2 separate regions of the Homo sapiens genome follow, and region 1 is linked to region 2. The links are chromatin loops, found by intact Hi-C in ENCODE. Cell type or tissue: mammary epithelial cell. All regions are shown on one strand. Each heading gives the region's core, and the rest is flanking DNA. Links, peaks and the distances in the headings are about the cores only.

What was found. A loop is a pair of places that touch in the nucleus more often than their neighbours do. Peaks named below come from ENCODE experiments on the same cell type or tissue, not always from the same donor. Only the 100,000 strongest peaks of a DNase experiment are listed, where the experiment ranks them.
Region 1: it touches region 2 in a loop (4-fold over the local background); 2 of 110 quality-filtered maps call a loop at or near these places.

Annotation. Positions count from the first base shown.
Region 1 is chr2:107,712,877-107,723,338 of GRCh38, reverse strand. No RefSeq gene overlaps it. Among named protein-coding and RNA genes, the nearest start is that of GACAT1, 36 kb to the left of the region's middle. In mammary epithelial cell, for the core only: no CTCF peak of the experiment used is centred there; no DNase peak of the experiment used is centred there.
Region 2 is chr2:107,630,039-107,640,500 of GRCh38, reverse strand. LOC105373539 (a long non-coding RNA gene) reads left to right here. Exons shown (of 5, transcript XR_001739634.2): 4 at 1,034-1,058; 5 at 1,722-2,033. Among named protein-coding and RNA genes, the nearest start is that of LINC01885, 93 kb to the right of the region's middle. RefSeq lists an enhancer at 5,703-6,902. In mammary epithelial cell, for the core only: no CTCF peak of the experiment used is centred there; a DNase peak (open chromatin) is centred at 4,400.

The DNA of each region.
Region 1 (10,462 bases), core at 4,753-7,252, 81 kb before region 2:
AATTACCATAGACTGAGTAGCTTAAACAACAGAAATTCATTTTCAGAGTTTGAGAAGCTGGAAGTTCAGAATCAGGATGCCAGAATAGGCTGATTACGTGGTTATGGTAAGGGCTGTCTTCCTGGCTTGCAAATGGCTATGATTTCCTTGTGTCTTCACATGGTAAGTGGGAGAAAATGCTCTCCTGTGTCCCTTCTTATAGTGCTACTATTCCCGTCATGAGGGCCTTGCCCTCGGTACCTCAGCTTAACCTAATTACCTCCCAAAGGCACCATTTCCCAACACTATCACATTGTGCCCGAGGACTTCAACATAGAAATTTTGTAGGGACACAGTTTAGTCCACAGTTACCTCTTATCTGTAATTATCCTCTCTTTTCCTAATAATGCTTATTGCTGTCAAGGTATCTGTTTCACCTGAAGTTTCCTGTGGTAAGCATTTATCTCTTTGTATTAGTATAGTATAACAGTATAGCATGTAACTAGAGATTTTTTTTTAAAATGGCAATGACTATTGTTTATCGAGGATTTACTCATTTATATTTAATGTGATTTCTCATGTATTTGGAATTATTTTTTATCTTTTTTGACTTAGGTTTCCGTTTGACTATTATGCTTTTAATTTTTCTATTTTTGTTTTTTATTGGGAGTGCTTGATTGAGATTTTATTGTTGTTTCTTGTTTTCTCATCCTGGTTTTGAATTTATACAGCTGTTTCTATTGTTTTAATTGTTACTATTTACACAATGAGTTAGGGTGCATGGCAAGGCTCTAGTATTGGTAGTGAAATCAGATGCTGTCAGATAGGATAATCTGCCAAAATTTAGGTAAAAGATGACCTTATGATCACTTATGAGGCTGGCACTCAGTTGGAAATAGAGCTGAGACTGTCTGCTAACATGACCAATTGGTGGTGAGCCAATCAGTGGTAATTCCTGGAGGTATTGAATCTAGTATTGCCCTATATAGGGTTGGGGAGGGCAGTGAATGAGAGTTTTTAATAAAAAGGGAAACCATTACATGATACAATATAATATTATGCAGAATATTAAGAAGATAATGGAGAGGCCAGAAAGAGCACTTGGATTTGAATTCGGCTCTTTCTGCTACTGGGTAGGTGGTCTTAAGAAAGTTTATTAAACTTTCTGTGCTTTTCTTGTCTTTTCACTTATGAGTCTGAGACAATAGTTATATATGTTCCATAGGGCTGTTATATATGCAAACATAAGGTAGTACATATAACTTGCTTGGAATGGTGTCTGACACATAATTTTTGCTATATCTTAGCAAATGCCATTGATAACAGAATATTTTTAAATATTATCTAAAGGTCAGTGCTGTGCAAGATATAGTCGATGTAAAATGAAAGATCCTTCTCTCAGAGGGCTCAGTCTACTCACTGTCATGGGAGAGGCTAGAGTGTAATCTGTACTATGCCTTACTTACATGTAACAAGATAAGCATTCAAAAAATTATAAGTGCAATAAACAAAGTATAGAAGCAGTTCAGAGGACGAGATGATTAATTTGTTCCCCTTGGGTGAAATGAGGTAGAAATGAGGAGGATTGCATCTGGAGAGAAGATGATAAATTTCCTTTGTGTCATGATAAATGTAACAGCCTTTTGGATGACCAAGAGGCAGTTGGGAAGGTAGGTCTTAAGTTACTGAAGACAGCTTGAGTTCTTTGTGAGCTCCGGTTTCTGATTCAAATGTGTTTCCAGTCCTTGATTTTTTGGACACCTTTATTATTATGCAGAATTAATTGTAAGGTGTTTGAGAAGACTGATTAATGCTAGACTGAATGTAATACTTGGTCCAAGATCCCCACAGATTGCCTTGAAAGGGCAGTCCTCACTTCTCTTATTTTCTTCCTATTTCCTGTACACCCCATACCCCAATGAGGTTGAAAAATGACTAACGTGTTATTGTCTTTCTGTTGGATACAAAGGACGTAAGAGTTCTGTGAATATTAACTTTCTACTTTATAGAGCTTTGTGCTTAGGACCTGTTCAGGCTTGTCCTTTTAATGAAACACTTTGTCCAAACACTTTTATCATTAAAAAAGTAATAATGAATCTGTTACGAGGCCACAGAAGGGGGCAGAAGGTTAATACATGTTAGAGAACAGAAAACAATTCAGCCACCACAGCCAATGAATACAGATTTCTTTTATTCTCCTTGAAGTCACCCACTATATTTTTTAACACCTTTCTCTTTTCTTCCTGAGGTCTAAATGAGAGGAGTGAAAACTGAGGCTTCAACCAGAAATCTCTATTACTTGTACAGCTATGGCAATGATGATGAATGCTTCTAGCACTAACCCAAAAGCACTGTAAGATCTTGCCAAATCATCAGAGATTAAATTCCAATCAGAAGCATGCCTTTTCTCTATTCTGCTTCCTCGGAACCTGAAAATCTACATGTAACTGCAATTCTAAAGTGATAAGATTAATTCCACAAACCACTTACATAAGTCCACCTCATCACCATATAGTCACATCTCACCTGTTATTGCTCTCCGTTAATTAGAATACTCGATTGACTAAGATAATTATATTTCCTGCCCAGGCTCAATGATGACATTTAATTTGTAAAAGAACTTTGATGATTTGGATTTTCTGATCACAGCCCGTCAATTCCTAACGTGAATGGAATCATGGAACCAGAAGGCATGTCCAGCTTGCCACACAAGAGATAGGGAGGTATCAATGTTACAGGAAGAGCAGACCCTAGAGAATATTGAGAAATTATGGGCTTTTTTTTAGGACATAGGTGCTGTAGAAAGGCTATTGGAAGATTTCTAATTTATTTTACCTACAAACATACCCTAGCCCAGTGGTAAATCATAGACTGATTATTTCCCACACTCCCAAAAAAGTACACTTCCATAAGAATACAGCATTCGGCATAAGATTTCATGGGGATTAATTGGACTGCTGAAGTTTGTACAATGACCTCATGTTGAGAACCCTTAATTGAGAGCATTCTGAATGCCAGAATTTATTAGGGTAAACAATTAAATTACACACATGTTATTCAAGGAGTTTACAGTCAATTGGAAGATACAGTAAAGTAGGCAGGCAATTATAACATGGAATGAATTGAGAGAGAATACAAGATGCAATAGGAATCTGTTGCTGAAACGGGGCAGTTCCCTGATCCCTCTTGCAGGATGTGCTAAAGGGATGTGGCTCGTCTGTTCTGTTGCCATGGCTGCCCAAACCCCTTATGGGAGGGGGAGCACGCAGACAGAGAGGCGCAGGAGCCCAACTGGGCATGTGTTACAGTGTGCTCTTTTTGCCTTGCTGTCCACAGACAGCTTGAGTGTTAACCAGCTCAGTGGACTCTGCCTTTCTGCAACGGCAGAGGGCCAGTGTGACAGCTTTCTGTATCCCAAGCTTTTGTCCAGCGTCCCAGAAGAATTGGGTCACACACAGACTTGAAGTATGAATGTGGGGATTTTATTGAGTGGTGGAGGTGGCTCTCAGTAGGATCGATGGGGACCCAGAAGCGGGGATGGAGTGGGAAGATGATATTCCCCTGGAGTCCAGCGGCCGAACTCCTCTCTGACCACCCCCAGTCAAACACCTCTCAGCGTTCAGACGTTCCTCCTCTTCTCTCTTTGCCGTGTGGTTATACCATTCATCTGCTTGTCTCCTTGTCTCGTCGTCTGCTTGTCTGCTCAACTCCTTCTGGAGCCTGGGGTTCAGAATTTATATGGGTATAAAATGGGGGGTCGTGGCAGGCCAAAAGGCAACTTTTCGTGTGTGAGAACAGAAACGCCTATTCTTATTTAGGGCCGCGGGTTTCCAGGCTTGAGGGTGGGGTCTTTGCTGGTGAACTGCCCTCTTCTACCCAGTATTTCTCTCTCTCCTGTCTGTATCATTGCAAGCAATCTTAAAGCCATCTTGGGAGACGGTCAGGATAGACTTACCAGAGGAAGAACTGCATAACAGTTACTTGAAGGATGAGTAGAAATTAGTCATGCAAAATTGGCAAAGAATGTGTCCTCTGTGGACAAAAAAGAATATTCAGTGGCCTGCCAGATGCAGGATAACACAAAATAGTGTTCAGAGAAATGAAAACAGCCCAATATGAGTAGAGCCTGATGCCTTGTAGTCAGGGGATTAGGCCAGAGGTCTGAGCTAGAACCATGTGTTTTGTGTCCTAAAAAGAAATTTGCATTTTTACCCTGAGGTCAAGAAATAATGGTTATATATTTCTTATAATATTCTAGGCTTGTTATGAAAAATAGTTTGAAGGGATAACAAGAGCAAAGGAAGCCATCCTAATTATAATGTGGTGTCTAAGAACGTGAGATATACTGTCAGGCTGTTCAAACTTAAGCCAGGCTTCGCAATTTACCAAGTGCTTTCATTTAAAGACGTTATTTAATGATTATCTCTGTGCTTCAGTTTCCTCATTTGGAAAATGGAGAAAATCATATATCCATGTAGTAGAGTTACTGTGAGATTGAATGAATTAATATGTGAAAAGTGCTTGATACTGTGCTTGGCATAAAAGCTTTTGCTTATCACCTTAATCATCAACATTATGATCAGCTGCAGCATTATGAAAGAGGGTGTCACAGTGTTTAATAAAATCTGTGGCAACCGGGATAGGGAGAAGTACACTAATTAGACAGGTGGACTTGATGGTCTCTGGCAACTGCTTAGATATGGAGGTAAGGAGGTGAGTCAAGGTGGATGCCTAGGTTTCTGCATTGAACAATTAGGTGAAGAATGTTGTCATCATCATACAGACTGAAGGGTAAGAAGATGAATTATTTACTTGCATGCCAATTTTGAGTGTACTTTCATGTGAATAAGAACAAAATACAGTTGGCTCTAAAGACATGGAGCTTGCAATCTAGATCACAGGCATTGACATATTGCCACTGATTTCTGAGTATGTTCTTCTTAAATGTCTTTCATCCTAAAGACGTTTTACACTTTTCTAAAAGTTCTCATTTGATATTTAGGTGATTATGTAGGTTACGTGAGTCAGGTGGTCATATCTGTTTTGTAGAAGGAAAAATTGAGAAACAGAGTTAGCATTTTCCCACATGACTATGTAGCTAATTGGTTAAATAATTGGCTTTTTTTTTTAAACCCTACTTCTTTTTAATTCAGACTTCTAGTCACACACTGTGTTCCCTATAATTCAGGCATCAACCAACTATTAACTAAAGTAGCCCACACTTTTAGATTCAATGGAATTGGCTCAAACCCCATTCCATATGTAGGAAGCTTCTATTCTCTCCAGAGATTGTACGCTTGGTGATATGGCTTATGGATTTTCTATTTACTATGATGCTTTTCTTCTGAATCAATTTTCTTTTATAAGTGCCATATTTTTGAAGCGAGATTCCTAACACTTTGGCTTGCTCTCTTTCTCTCACCTCTGCTTACCTCTGCTTACACCCACCCTCCACCGCCCCGAGTAGTTTTACTGTCTTCATCTTTGTTTCCTGTTAGCTAGACTCTCAGGTATCAGGTTACTGAAACACTTTACAAAGGCATTCTAGCCCCTGTTAAGAGTTGCTATTGTTTTCAACCAGACCGTACACTGTTGATAGTGTGATTTTTCTGAAACCGGTATTTTTGTTTAGTTTTTGAATAAGCTGCAAACTATGTTCATGATATTCTCTAGATATGATCACATATTAATGGAAAGGAAAAAGGTGTATACACACACACACACACACACACACACAGAGTGACACACAACATTCACCAAGTCCTGTTGGCAATACCAAATACAACCAAACGTTTCTTACTTAGAAAGAATAAGAAAATACAGATTTTCTTTTTAATTAACACTATTTAGCCAATGTTATGTTTCCTCTCTCTCCTTCACTATCATCTTTCTTATTCTTTGAACTGACCAATTGGCATCTCCAGAATAACTGAGTCATTAAAGGAAATTTGAAGGTTGGTGGAGATCCAATTAAATCCCAAATGAAAGATGAAAAAGATGTTATGAACACATAAGGCCAAACAAACAACAGCAAAAAAGCATATAGATGTATGTGCCTCATAAATTATGTCTCAAATTTCTTCCTTTTTTACATTTATCCTGTCTTCTACAGATAAAAGTAAAGCAAATGAAATATTATGAAGTATCAAGGTGACACTGTAGAAGCTTAATGATTACTTCAGAAGGATGTTCACCATAAAGATTAAGAAAATTGATTTTGTAAAATGTGATACTATTTTTATAAAAACTACAAATCTGTAAGTATGTATATCTATACTACTATGAGAAAAAAGAAACCTGAAGGGTATATACCTTTACATCAGAATGTTAACAATAGTCACCTGTTTTGAGAAGTATGATTTTTCTTTTTTATTTGTTTATCTTCATTTTTACATTTTACAATGAAAGGACTGTATCTGGAGGTGAATTATTTTTTCTAACACAGAATTTTTGTTTTTTTTAATGTCTTCAAACATTATATTGTTAGAGTTTTTTAAATCTATACATATTATGTTCCAGACATTCTCTTAACCAAGATGTCAAAATTAACATTACAGAAAATACTAATTTTATCAATGTTAATGACATCAGATGCTGTTTGGTGTGAGACACTGGGAAAGACACTGCGTTATTGTTGAAGTATTGCAGTTCTTGCCCCAAGTGCATAACTTCAATTGAATCATAAGACAAAATCAGACAAACTTATGAGGGGTATTCTAAAATGAAACAAGCTTATACTTTGCAAATAAAAAACAAAAACAACAAACAAACAAAAACCCCAAAGGAAACTTGGAGAACCATGTGACACTAAAGTGTACCCTGAAAAAAAAAAAGAAAAAGAAACGGTCTCTGTAAGGAGCAATAATGGAATAATCAGCAACATTTGAAAATGGACTGCGTGTTAGATAATAGTATTGTATCTGTGCTAAAATTTCTGAAATGTGTAACTGCACTGTGATTATGTAAAATAATGTCTTTGTTTTTAGGAGATACAAGCAAGATTATTGAGGGCAAAGGGATAGGATCTCTGTAGGTTATTCTCAAATGGTTGAGTAAAGGAGAAAGAAAAAAGCAAAGAAGAAAGAGAAAAAAGGAAGAAAGGGAGGGGAAAAACAGTTTGTGTCTTAGTTATCTGTCTTAGCTATTAGGTTGAATTCCTTGAGATCCAGGTGGGTTAAATATGAATCTTGGCTGGGCGCAGTGGCTCAGGCCTGTAATCCCAACACTTTGGGAGGCCGAGGTGGGCGGTCACCCATGGTCAGGACTTCGAGACCAGCCTGGCCAACATGGTGAAACCCTGTCTCTACTGAAAATACAAAAACTAGCTGGGCATGGTGGTGTGTGTCTGTAATCCCAGCTACCTGGGAGGCTGAGGCAGAAGAATTTCTAGAACCCGGGAGGCGGAGGCTGCAGTGAGCGGAGATTGCACCACTGTGCTCCAGCCTGGGTGACAGAGCAAGACTCTGTCTCAACAAACAAACAAACAAACAGCCATGAATTTTAATTTGTAACATGTTGCCTTGCAATAATTGATGTCTAGTCTCCCAAATCAGGACTGAATAAATTAATAGCTATTGTAACAGTGGACTTACATATTTTTCTTTTCACTCTTGAGATAGTGAAACAGAAGTACGCATCTGAATGAAATGTATAAGAATATACATAGCAGCTTTATTTATAATATCCCTAAACTACAAATAGCCCAAAAATCTATCAGTAGTAAACTAGGCAATCTGTGGCATATCCATATGATGGAAAACTACACAGTAACGAAAAAGAAAAAAATTACCTACTATTAGACATAATAACATGAATGAATTTCACAGATATATAATGCTCAGTTAAAGAAGCAAGACACATTAGTAAGAAACACAAGAATAGGCAAAATTTATACGTGATGATAGAAATAAAAATAAAGGTTACTGTGGGGGAGGAGGTGGATACTGACTGGGAAGGCTCATGAGGGAGTTTTCCAGTGTGATGTGAATGTTCTATATTTTCATCTTGGAGATAGTTATGAATGTATAACTGTGTGATGTAGAAATTCATCTCATAGTAACTTTAATATTAGTACAATTTACCAACTGTATATTATACCAAGTTTCAGCTTATTCTGAGCTCACCACCAATCCATTTTCTCTTTACTGTGTCTAGCCCAGAGACTTGCATATATCAGATGTTCAAGATATATATTTGGAATGAATAAATAAAATTGTTCCTATCTTGTACCTTATTTCTTTAGGACTCTGCTGCATGTGATAATGGATGTTAACAACTGTTATTTCTTTCTGTTAATACTTTTGGAATAGATCTAAGAATATTGTATTAATCCAAGGAGTGATCCTCGTGACCAAAAACTTCAGTAGCAAGTCTATTGGGATATGGGTGAGATTGGGGCTGATCTTTGAAAAATATCAGTCTTCAAAAATTCCACATATTGTGTTTGTTAAGTGTGATAAATCACATGCACCCAGGTGTGCAGCAAATTCAGTTATCACTTGTGAGAGATATGAAGATGTCAGCACAACATGGCACAGGAGCTGGAAGATCTTACCAAAATGAGATGTTTCCCTATTCAGAGGCCTGAGCTAACCCCAGATTTATCTGGACTGGGTAAGGATCAGCCTCCAAGAGGGTCGGGGGAGAACATGGGGGCAGCCATGAGTGGGGAATTAGACACATTCTGGAATCACAGATCAGGAGGTCCATACAAACTAAATTTTAAAATTCCAAAAACCAGGACCAGGCTTTAGCGTGAAGTTATTGGCAAGGACTAGGCAAGGAGTTCTGAAATTCAGGCAGCTAGATTTCAGTTCAAGACAGAATTAATGTCCAAGTCAGGCCCTGAGATGAAAGCCAGGAACCAGGGGCCCCATCCTGTGAGGGAGCTCAGGAGCTCTGAGCACGGTAATAACATGTCTTGTAGCCCCACGCACCCCAGGTATCCTTGGGTGACTCCGACCTGCTCCCCACTGATGTAGAGAAAGAGGGAGTTCCAGGTACCACAGTGTCAGCTTTTATTCAGCAAGGCCTTGGCAGAGTTAAAGCTCTAAGTATATCTGTCTTGTTTGAAACTGAGAGTTATAAAAGGGACAGAAAATAGATCACTGTGATTGTCACCTACACATTATGTCAATTTTGTTAATGGCCATCCTACATTACCCCAAATTACATTTTTTAATGTATTAACTTTAAATTAACTAGAACATTAAGTTACTCAGAAGATTAACTTTCCAAGACACTAAGTAATATTTAATAGTAAATGGACCTCTGAAATTATTACTACAATGATAATTTTAGAAAAATAACAAGCTAATATACCTTTTGCAGCCTATGCTTTTATAGGGATTCTTTGACATAATTTTTTTTCCATATTTAAGAACATTAAAAAATTTGCTTAATTAATTTGTAGTTTGATACTTTCTATTTTTAAAAGTAATTACCAGAGATAATTTGTCCCTTTTCTTATATTAATGAAAATATTATGATAGGATTAAATATATGGAAAAATCCAATATTCTAGTTAGAAACAAGAAAAAGCATAAAGAATATTCTCTCAGAACTTGAATTGCTTTTAAAATTTGAATAAATTTCCAACGTGTTATAGGTTTGGGGATTTAAAAGCAGGATACTTTTTAGTTGCATATATATATAAAATTTATGTTTCATAAACTGAGTTTATTATATTCAATTATAAAGATGCTTTTGTTCATAATCCAAACGTAGATGAACATATATCTTTAATATGCATATTGGAGAAAAGTATATGAACTGCAGAAATTCTAATTAATTTGGGGATTTGGAGAGTGACATTAAACTTAACCACTTTTGGGGGTTGCTCATACGGCCGTCTACCTCACCTTGGTTTGAAAAGCAAGCACAATTCATCTCTATTTGGAATCTAGTCCTAAAACCGGACAATTAATAGTCTAGTAGACTATTGCTATTTCAGATCACATGTGATTATAATTCTGCAACTGGGCTCTTTAATAGAAGAGAATAATTGGCTCATTTGGTAAATAAATCATTAGGCTTTTGGTTTTCCTTTGTGTATTTATGCAAAACCTAAGCCACATACAATTTGTGGGTATTATTGTTGTTTTATAACTAATCCTGACCTTGGCACTTCAGCCAGGGGTGAATGGCTAAGTCATCTTTGCTCTGCTCTTGTATCCTCAGCATTTCCATATCCCTCTCCTCTCCTCTCCTCTCCTCTCTCTCTGCTCCTCTCCTTCCTAGGTATGCTGCAAAAGGTCATGGTATCACGCCGTAAGTTGTTCAAAGCCCGTTACTACGCTTTGTGACTGCTCAGGTTACAAATACTTGTATTTGGCAGTCCTCTTGTTTGAGGACTTTCACTTTCTCTTTCACGTTACATTTGTTCTTGTTTCCCACTATTGCTATAGTGTATATATATTTGAACATATATAAGGCAGGGCGTGGTGGCTCACACCTGTAATCCCAGCATTTTGGGAGGCCAAGG
Region 2 (10,462 bases), core at 3,070-5,569:
ACAAAAGCAATATTACATAAATGGGACTACAGCAAACTAAAAGGCTTCTGCACAGCAAAGAAAACAATCAACAGAGTGAAGAGACAATGAACAGAATAGGAGAAAATATTGGCAAACCAGATATCTGATAAAAGGTTAATATTCAACATATGTAAGGAACTCATACCACTAAAAGACAAACAAAACCAAACAATCCAACTAAAAATGGGCAAAGAATCTAATTAGACATTTTCTTCTTCCAAAGAAGACATACAAATGCCCAGCAAGTATATGAAAAAAAATGTTCAACATTGCTAATTGTCACAGAAATACAAATCAAAATCACAATGAAATATCACCTCCACCTCTTGGAAAGACTATTTTTAAGGAGAAAGAGAGAGAGAGAGACAGAGAGTTGAGAGAGGAAATATAACAAGTGTTAGTGAAAGTGGGAAAAAAAGAGAACATTTGTATACTGTTGATGGAAATATAAATTGGTGCAGCCATTATGGAAAATGGTATGAACTTTCCTCAAAAAATTTAAAAATAGAACTACCATATGACCCAACAAGCCCACTTTTATGTATATTTCCAAAATAATTGAAATCAGGATCTTGAAGTTATCTGCACTCCTATGCTCATTGCAGGACTATTCACAATAGCCAAGATTTGGAAACAACCTAATTGTCCATTAATAGATGAATGCATAAAGAAAGTGTGGCATGTACATACAATGAAATATTATTCAGACTTAAAAAAGGGGGAAATCCTGACATTTGCAACAACATGAGCGAATCTGGAAGATATTATGCTAAGTGAAATAAACACAAGAGCAAATACTACATAATTCCACTTACTTGAGGTATCTAAAATAGTCAAACTCAGAAACAGAGTAGATTGATGGTTTTCAGGGGCTGAAGAAAAAGGTAATGGAGAGTGGCTGGCCAACAGGTATAACATTTCAACTATGCAAGATGATTTCTAGAAATATGCTGTACAACGTTGTTCCTATAGTTAACCTTGGAAAAAATTAAGACTTTGTTTTCTCATACAGGAAAAAATGACATAACCACTAAAAAGTAAGTAAAGTTATTTTAACAAGCAATATTTTATCAAGAAACTTGAAGCTTAGTCTAAAGACAAACATAACTAGCTAATAAAGATAATATTCTGCCAACACATATGATTAAGCTAAAAACAAGCTTAGAATAACGTTTGTGGTGATTTGCATTATTGTAATTAGAATACATGTTGTTGCTTCTCTTTCGGTAGCTGCTTAAATTTCTATGTTGAATAGTTGTAATCCTGTTAAATTATATTGTTGCATATATCTCATTAAATAGTTTTTAATTAGTTTTCATTTGGAAAAAGAATATTATGATGCTCAATGATAGAAACTGTCAAAATAATATTAATGAAGCATACACTTCATTTGTACTCATATGGGATATTAAAATTATCTGTTAATTTGTAGATAGTGATTTTTCCCCAATTTTACTTTTTACTTATTTTGTACAAAGTTGTACCTACATTGGTAGTAATTATGACAGATCAATTGTAAATTTATTTTGCGTATTTATTACATTTTTTAAAATGGATATTTCTTTCAATTGTAGTGTTTTTTCAGAGTTACAAAAATATGTCAGCAACTCTACCATATTCTACAAATTTTCTATTAGCTGGGAAGTGTTTATATCATGTACATTATAAAAAATAATAACCTAATAATCTTTTTAACTTAGGAATGACTGCTAAAGATCAGGACAAGACTTTGACCAGTGGAAGTCAGGAACAGCAAATAAACATTTTCCTCATCTCTTCCCACCATACTAACTGTCCTGAGATGCAAAAGTCCATAAGGTCTCTCCTAAGACTGTCCCACAAAATGTAGCAATTAGTTATTCTTGCTGTCAAGCAGTGCTCAGCTCATATTATACCTTATATTTTCTCTTCCTCATTCTCTGTATCACTCATCTTTTCTGTCATTTCTAGTTCCCTGTATTTTATTCCACAATATATTAGTAGCAAATAAACTTTTGTGCTTTCTGAGAAAACGGGCTAATTGAGTTGGTACCAGGATTTGATTTAGAAAGCAGAGCCTCAAGATGGGATTTGGGGATTTGGTTATTTATCATTCTGTTGCAAGTGGGAGCCCATTGCTAAAGATAAGTGGCTTAGTGATAATACCCAGCATCACAGTCATAGAAATTTGTACCTGTGAGAAAGTATACACCAGGAGATATATGTGGAAAATTAAATATTGGGATATAAAGTAACTGGAATATAAAGTGTTGAGGTATATTGGATTGGTAATGCTCAGAAGGTATGGTGACAGTGATAATATTAATAACTGTAGAATAGGCTGGCTTTCATTGACAACTTTGAAGTTTTGGGAAAAAAATATGGATTCAAGACAGCTGACTGCGAAACTAGGTCATGCTGTGAAAGCTAGTGATTCTATATGGCAGGGTTTAAGAAAGGATTAATCTCCCACAATAAGGAGCAAACCAGACTGAAAAGCAGACCCAAATTCTCATTATGAGATAGGTTCAACTCCTTATTACCTTCTTTTGTTGCACCAATTCCTTTCTCTTAAATCAGACCTTAACATTGAGAGGAGTTCCCTCAAACCCGGTGATGGTGTAGCAAAGTATTCAGCCCTAATTCACAGAGGGTGGCTTCATCATATGTTATTGCTACCCTAATATAGACTGCTGTTAAATCACAATTCTACTAAGTGGTAGTTATAAAGTAGAACGGTGAAGCAAAATCTTCTAAGTGTGTCTTACCTTTGTGTGAAAAGAGATACGGTCTAAAGCACGGATATCCATTATCCGCTTACAGTGGCAAATAGTTTGGCTAGTGGATAAGAAGCCTAGAGGAAAGAAGACTGAAAGGTCAGGAAGAAGCAAGTCTGGAGAAGAGACACATGGGTGAGCCTATTAAAAGGACACAAAGGGCCCGGCGTGGTGGCTCACGCCTGTAATCTCAGCACTTTGAGAGGCCAAGGTAGATGGATCACGAGGTCAGGAGTTTGAGACCAGCCTGACCAACATGGTGAAACCCTGCCTCTACTGAAAATACAAAAATTAGCCAGCCATGGTGACGTGTGCCTGTACTCCCAGCTACTCAGGCGGCTGAGGCAGGAGAATCGCTTGAAGCCAGGAGGCGGAGGTTGCAGTGAGCCGAGATCGCGACATTGCACTCCAGCCTGGGTGAGCAAGACTCCGTCTCAAAAAACAAAACAAAACAAACAAACAAAAAAGAAAGGACACAAAGCCTGAAGCTTTTTATGTCTCAAATTAATGCTCACCAGATGGGCAATCACCACAGGAGATGGTGTCAATAACAGGGGTCTATCCAGTGTCCACTGAATGGGTTTATAAATTTAGTTGTCTTAGTGCAAGGGATAGAGACTATTTATGGGCCCGAAAGCTCCTTTCAATCAACATTATTCTAGCTTTTGCCCCTGATAAATGTCTAATCTGCCAGATTGTCTCTACAGTCTTAGCCCTGTATATGAAGCTATCCCATGAGAAGACAAATCAGTCCTTTTGATGGCAGATCGTGACATCACATATCTATCCCTACCACATTGGATGGGATAGACGTTTGTTCTCCCTAGAGTTAACACACATTATGTATATATATACCTATCCTATTTGCAGTTATTCAACCAGCACAACAATCTGAGGTATTAAAAAATACCTAATATATTGACCGCATTTGCTGCACATTACCTGAGAAGAAGATTTATTAAACAGCATGTGAAAAAATGGTTGTATAACTAAATAATCCATTAAACTCAGCATATATCCAGAAGCAACTGGCCTTATAGCATGATAGAAAGTCAACTAAATCTTCAATGTAGGAACAACATGGTCGGGGAGAGGGGCATTGTGCTCCAGGCTGAGGTCCATGTAACAAACCAAAGGCCAGTATGTAATACAAATTTAGAATACATATGTGGAGGGTGAAGGGGTGTAAGTGGGAATGACCCATCTCACAGCAGTTACTCTCAGTGAATCTTTTTCAGAATTTATGTTTTCTGTATACTAAAACTTTAGATATAGGCAACTTCTGACCCATATATAGAACTTGTATCTGAGGGTTCTCTGGAGAAGCAATAGCATCTGTGTGTGTACGTGTGTGTGTGTGTGTGTGTGTGTGTGTGTGTGTGTGTGTATGATTTATCCTAAAAAATTTGCTTTTGTGATTATAGAGGCTAAGAAGTTCCATGATCTGCTCTCTGCAAGCTGGATACCTGCCTGGCCTGGTAGGCCATAAAGCCAATGATATAAATTCCAGTTCAAGCCTGAAGGCATGACAACAAGGAGCACTGAAGGCAGGAGGAGATTGATGTGCTGACTCAAACAGCCAGGAAGAACATGAATTCAACCTTCCTCTGCCTTTTGGTTCCAGTCCAGCTCTCAGTGGTTTGAGTAATGCTCACCCAGGTTGGGGAGGGCCATCTGTTTTACTAGGTCGACTAATTTAAATTTTAATCTCATCCAGAAACAACCTCACAGGCACACCCAGAAATGACGTTTATCCAGCACTCTGGGTATCCAGTGGCCCAGTCAAGTTGACACATAAAAATAACCATCACAGATTGGAAGTTGCCACACCGCCATCTTTACCAAAAGAAAAAAAAAAGCCCCCAGAATCTAACTTTTCCTGAACACTTTAGTGTACTGCAAAATTAGACAGATTAGTAAATCAAGAGCATTCAGATCCACCTACCTGTAATGAAGCCACTAAAGCCATAAACTAGCAGAAAGTTTTAAATGGTAATTTTGGTGAATTGCTGGAGGCTGAGAGTGGACCAGTTTGAGATTAAACACTCCTATGGGCGACAGTCTGAGGAGGTGCCTAGGAACCTTGTGGATTTTATTTCCAGTAACCTCATCAGATTCTTATGGTGAGGAGCTAAGAACTTTCCCCCTCCCTCTGTGACTCTGGCAGAGGGAGGGGTATAGTAACTCTTGTAAAATATACTGAGAAAATTTTTCATAACAAAAGACTATAAGGGAAAAGAATTTACTGGAGCCTTATCTCACATGGGGAAGGACATTATTCCCAATTTAGTACCATCTAGGCTTTAGTCTTCTTGTCTTATTCAGTGGGAGAAAGAAAAAGGAGAAATGCTATCTTAGTAGAGAAATAATTGTGAAGATCATGGCCTAGGGAAACAGACCCAGTAAATGTTTGAGATTTAATTGTAACTGTAAAGAAGGCCTCCCTTCCCTTACACCCTGTCACAACACCAGCGTGGCTCCAGCATAAAAACAATAGACTATAGGTAAAAGAGCAGCAAGACAAAGAATTTTTCTGAGGAGGAGAACTTAAAATAGCCCAGAGTCTAGAAGATAGACACAAACAAAGACACTAAAGGAATTTGAAGCCTCTTGCACCTAAGCTACTTTAAACAATAATTATACTCCAAGTCCTAGCAATAGCAAGAGTAACATAAAAACCTCTCATTGAAGTCTTCTTAGCTAACAAAAAAAAAAACAAAAATACAAAAAAAACCATGACTGACTGACATGGTTTGGCTCTGTGCCCCCACCCAAATCTCATCGGGAGTTTTAATGCCCATGTGTCGAGGGAGGAACTTGGTGGGAGGTGATTGGATCATGGGGGCAGTTTCCTCCATGCTGTTCTCATAATGGTGAGGAAGTTCTCACCAGATCTGCTGCTTTAAAAGTCGTTTAAAAAGAAAGTGGGAGCTCTCTCTCTCTCCTGCTGCCTTGCAAGACGTACCTTGCTTCCCCTTCACCTTCCACCATGACTGTAAGTTTCCTGAGGCCTTCTAAGCCATGCAGAATGGTGAGTCAATTAAACCTCTGTCCTTTATGAATTACCTAGTCAGGTAGTATCTTTATAACAGCGTGAAAATGGATTAATACATTGGCTTTCAACAAAAAATTAGAAGGCATGCTAAAAGGCAAGAAATACATAGCCTGAAGAGACAAAGGAAGCATCAGAACCAGACAGAGGTGTGATATCAATGTTGAAATTATCAGATGAAAAATTTAAAATAACTGAAACTGCCTTCGCCAAAAATATAACAGTGAGAAATTTACCATAACTGGCTCCATCTTGCTTCTAACCTCACAAGCTGCCTTTGCTCATTCCTGAACATAGGCCAAGTGAACTATTGGAGTAATATAGTTTACAGTTTAGCTTCAAAGCAAAGATAATTATAATCCCTTACCAAAACTTACTCCCTCCAGAGGTTGAAACTGCTTTTGTAGACCAATAAAATATCATCAGGATAAGATTAAGGGAGAGGCATGAATTCTGCTAAAATATAGGCATAGTTAAGTTATAACCTGCCATTGTTTTCTATCTTGCTTTTCTATAATCTCTTACTCCTCAGGAGTCAGGTAGCTGGAGTATACAAGATTTGTAACTCCCCGAATTGCTCCCATAAATAACATCAATATTGTAAAACCTAAGATTGATCTTTGGGATATTTTTCAGACTTTTGCATTCTGACGACTGACTGACTCCAGACTTATGACTCATACCAAGGAACTTACTCAACTGGCCCTGTGACTCCCATCCAGAAAATGACTCAGCAGAATGTTTTTGACACTTCTATTATTTCACCCCCCAGTGAAACAGCAGCACTCATTCCCTAGCTTCCTTCCAGACAAATTATCCTTAAAAAACCCAACCTCTGAGTTCCTGGTGAGGTGAATTTGAGAAATATCTCCCGTCATTCTGCTTGACTCCCTTGCAGTATACTCTTTCTTTACTGCAACACTACTGTCTCAGTGTATTGGCTTTATCTGTGCAGCAGGCATGTAGAACTTGTTGGGCTGTAACATAGCTATGAAAAATATATAAAAGGCTCTAATTGAAAAAGGAGACAACCTGCAAGAACAGAAGAGTAATTTAAGCAAAGCAATGGAAACCCAAAGTAAGAATCAAAAAGAAATGCTGAAAAAAAATACTGTTATGAAAATGAAAAATGTTTTTGATGTATTTATTAGTAGACTAGATATAACAAAGGTAAAAAAATTACAAAAATCAAAGACAGGTGAATAGAAAGTTTCCAAACTGAAATTCAATAATAATACTAATAATAATCATAATTTAAAGAATAAACCATACAGAGCATTTATTAGTAGACTAGATATAGCAAAGGAAAAAAAATTACGAAAATCAAAGACAGGTGAATAGAAAGTTTCCAAACTGAAATTCAATAATAATAATAATAATAATAACAACAATAATTTAAAGAATAAACCATACAGAGCATCCAAGAATTCTGAGACAAATTCCAAATTGTAACATGCATAATTGCAATGCTAGAAAGAATGGAGTAGAAAAAATATTTGAAGTAATGGTTTCTAAAAACTTTTCAAAATGGATAACCAAAATCAAGTCACAGATCCAGGAAGCTAAGAAAAACACCAAGAATGGTAAGTATTTCCTCCCCTCAAAAACCCAAAAAACAAAATTAAAAACTGAACCTACACATATATTAAACTTCAGGAAACCAAAGGTAGAAGGAAATACTGAAAATAGCCAGTGGGGACAGAGAGAGGTATGTATCACCTTTACAGGGAAAGAATAAACATTACATCAGACTTCTCATCATGAATTATGCAAGCAGAAAGAGGATAAAATATTAACAAAACATTTAAATTATTGCAAGAGAAAACAAAAACATCAAACTAGAGTTCCATATTCAAGCAAATTATACCAGAAGGAAAAATGAAGATGTTCTCAGAGAAAAAGTGCTTTGGCTAAAATCTCAGATCTACATAAATAAAGGAAGAAATTCAGAGAAGAAATAAGTGAAGGTAAAATAAAGTATTTTGTTTTATACTTAATTGATCCAAAAATAACTATTAAAATGCAATAACAGTAATAATATATTGTATAATTCTAGAATATAAATAAGATGAATAATTAGAATGTCATAAAAAAGGGAAGAATTGAAAATATTCTGTTGGTAGCAACGTTACAGGTAAAATAACGTTGTTATTTGAAGGTGGTCATAGATTAGTTTAAAACAGGGATGTCCAACCTTTTGACTTCCCTGGGCCACATTCGAAGAAGAATAATTGTCTTGGCCACACAAAAAATACAATAACACCAATGATAGCTGAAGAGCTAAAAAAAATTACAAAAATATCTCATGATGTTTTAAGAAAGTTTACACATTTGGGTTGGGCCTCATTCAAAGCTGTCCTGGGTTGTATGCAGCCAACAGGCCATGGCTTGGGCAAGCTTGGTTTATAATGTATATTGGAAACTCTCAAGATACTAGAAAAAATTTTAAAAATATAATATGTTAAAAGCAGACATAAATGAAATAACAAAACATGCCAAATTAAAACCAGAGAAGATATAAAAACAGGAAAGAGAAAAACAGAATAAGTGCAATAAATAAAAAAACATTACACATGTGGTAGGTTAACTTAAGTATTAATATATCAATAATCAATTTAAATGGTTAATATCTCAGTGCACCAAGAGAAAGAGACTGACAAAATAGACTTAACAAAAGAAAACAAACTATATGATGTCTACAAGAAACAAACTTTAAATATAAAGATTGAGATAAGCTAAAAGTAAATAAATGGAAATAGCTATATCAGGCTAGCACTAATCAAAAGAAAGCTGAAATGGTTATATCAATTTCAGACAAAGCAGGAACCAGAAAAATTTACTGGAATAACCAAGGCACTACATAATGATAAAAGGATCAATTCTCAAAGAAGACATAACAATCATAAATGTGTATGTACCTGACAACATGGCATCAAAATGTGTGAGGTGAAATCTGGTCAACTGAAGGAAGAAATAAATTCACTATTAGAATTGGAGACTTCAATGCCCCACATTCAGTATTTAATAGATAAAGTAGGCAGAAAATTAGTAAGAATATGGTTGACCTGAGAAGATCTACTAATGTATTTGAGATTTATAGAATAATTCATCTAGCAACAGGAGAATGCACATTCTTCTCAAGCTTTTGTGAAGGATTCCCCAAGATAGACCACATTGTAGGCCACAAAACACATGTCAACAAATTTATAAAAGAGAAATTTTTAAAAATTTGTTCTCAGGCCACAATTAATGTAAACTAGAAATCAAATAACAGAAAGATAACTGGAAATTCCACAAAATATTTGGAGACTGTTCATCAAACTTCTAAATAACACACAAGTTAAATATGTCCAGAGAAACTTAAAAATATAATATTTTGAACTACAGAAAAATGAAAATACAACTTATCAAGTTTTAGGATGCAATGAAAGCAGTGCATAGAGAAAAATGTATAGCATATATTAGAAAAGAATATCATATATATCTATATCTATATATATACAATCATTAGGTTGTACACTTTTTTTTTTTTGAGGCAGAGTCTTGCTCTATTACCCAGGCTGGAGTGCAGTGGCACAATCTCAGCTCAATGCAACCTTCGCCAGTCAGGCTGAAGCAATCCCCTGACCGTGGCCTCCCAAGTAGCTGAGACTACAGGCATGTGCCACCATTCCAGGCTAAGTTTTGTACTTTTTATAGGATGGGATTTCACCATGTTGCCCAGGCTGGACTCAAACTCCTGAACTCAGGTAATCCACCCACTTTGGCCTCCCAAAGTGCTGGGATTACAGGTATAAGCCACCAGGCCTGGCCCACTTTTTCAAAATATATAATCTTTATTTGTCAGTTAAATATTTAAAATATAAAAGTAGAGAGAAATTTCTAAAATTAATCATTTAAGCTTCTATGGTAGGAAATTAGAGGAAGAAGAGCAACTTAAACCTAAAGCATGCAGAAGAAAGAAAATAATAAAATTTAGAAATAAAACCACTGAAATAAAAAACAGGAAAGCAATAGAGATAATCAACACAACTAAAAGGTGGCACTTTGAATGATCAAAATTAATAAACTTCTTGTTAGGCTAACCAAGAAAGGATCCTCAATTATGATTATCAGAAATGAAGGAGGTTTCATTACTACTGATGCTACAGATGTTCAATGAAAAAGAAAAGAATACTAAGATCATCTCTATGCCCAGAAATTTTATAACTCAGATGAAGTAAATCAATTCTTTAAGAGACAGAAAATACTAAAATTCACATAAGGAAAAACAGATAATTGAGGTAGTTCTTGTCCTGGGTTGAACTGTGCCCCTCAAAGACATGTTAAAGCCCTAGACCCTGCTACCTGTGAATGTGACCTTATTTAAAAACAGAGATTTTGCAAATCTAATGAAGTTAAGATGAAGTCATTAGTGTAGTCCTTAATTCAATATAGCAGGCATTCTTATAAGAGGAGGGAAAACTGTCCACAACACACACAGAGAGGAGAAAGTTGTGTAAAAAAAGAGATGAGATGATAGCAATATAAAAATTATGTAGAGATTGGAGCTATGCTGTCACAAGCCATGGAAAACTCAGGGATACCAAAAACTGAAAGATATAGTGAAACATTCTCCTCTAGAAGCTTCAGA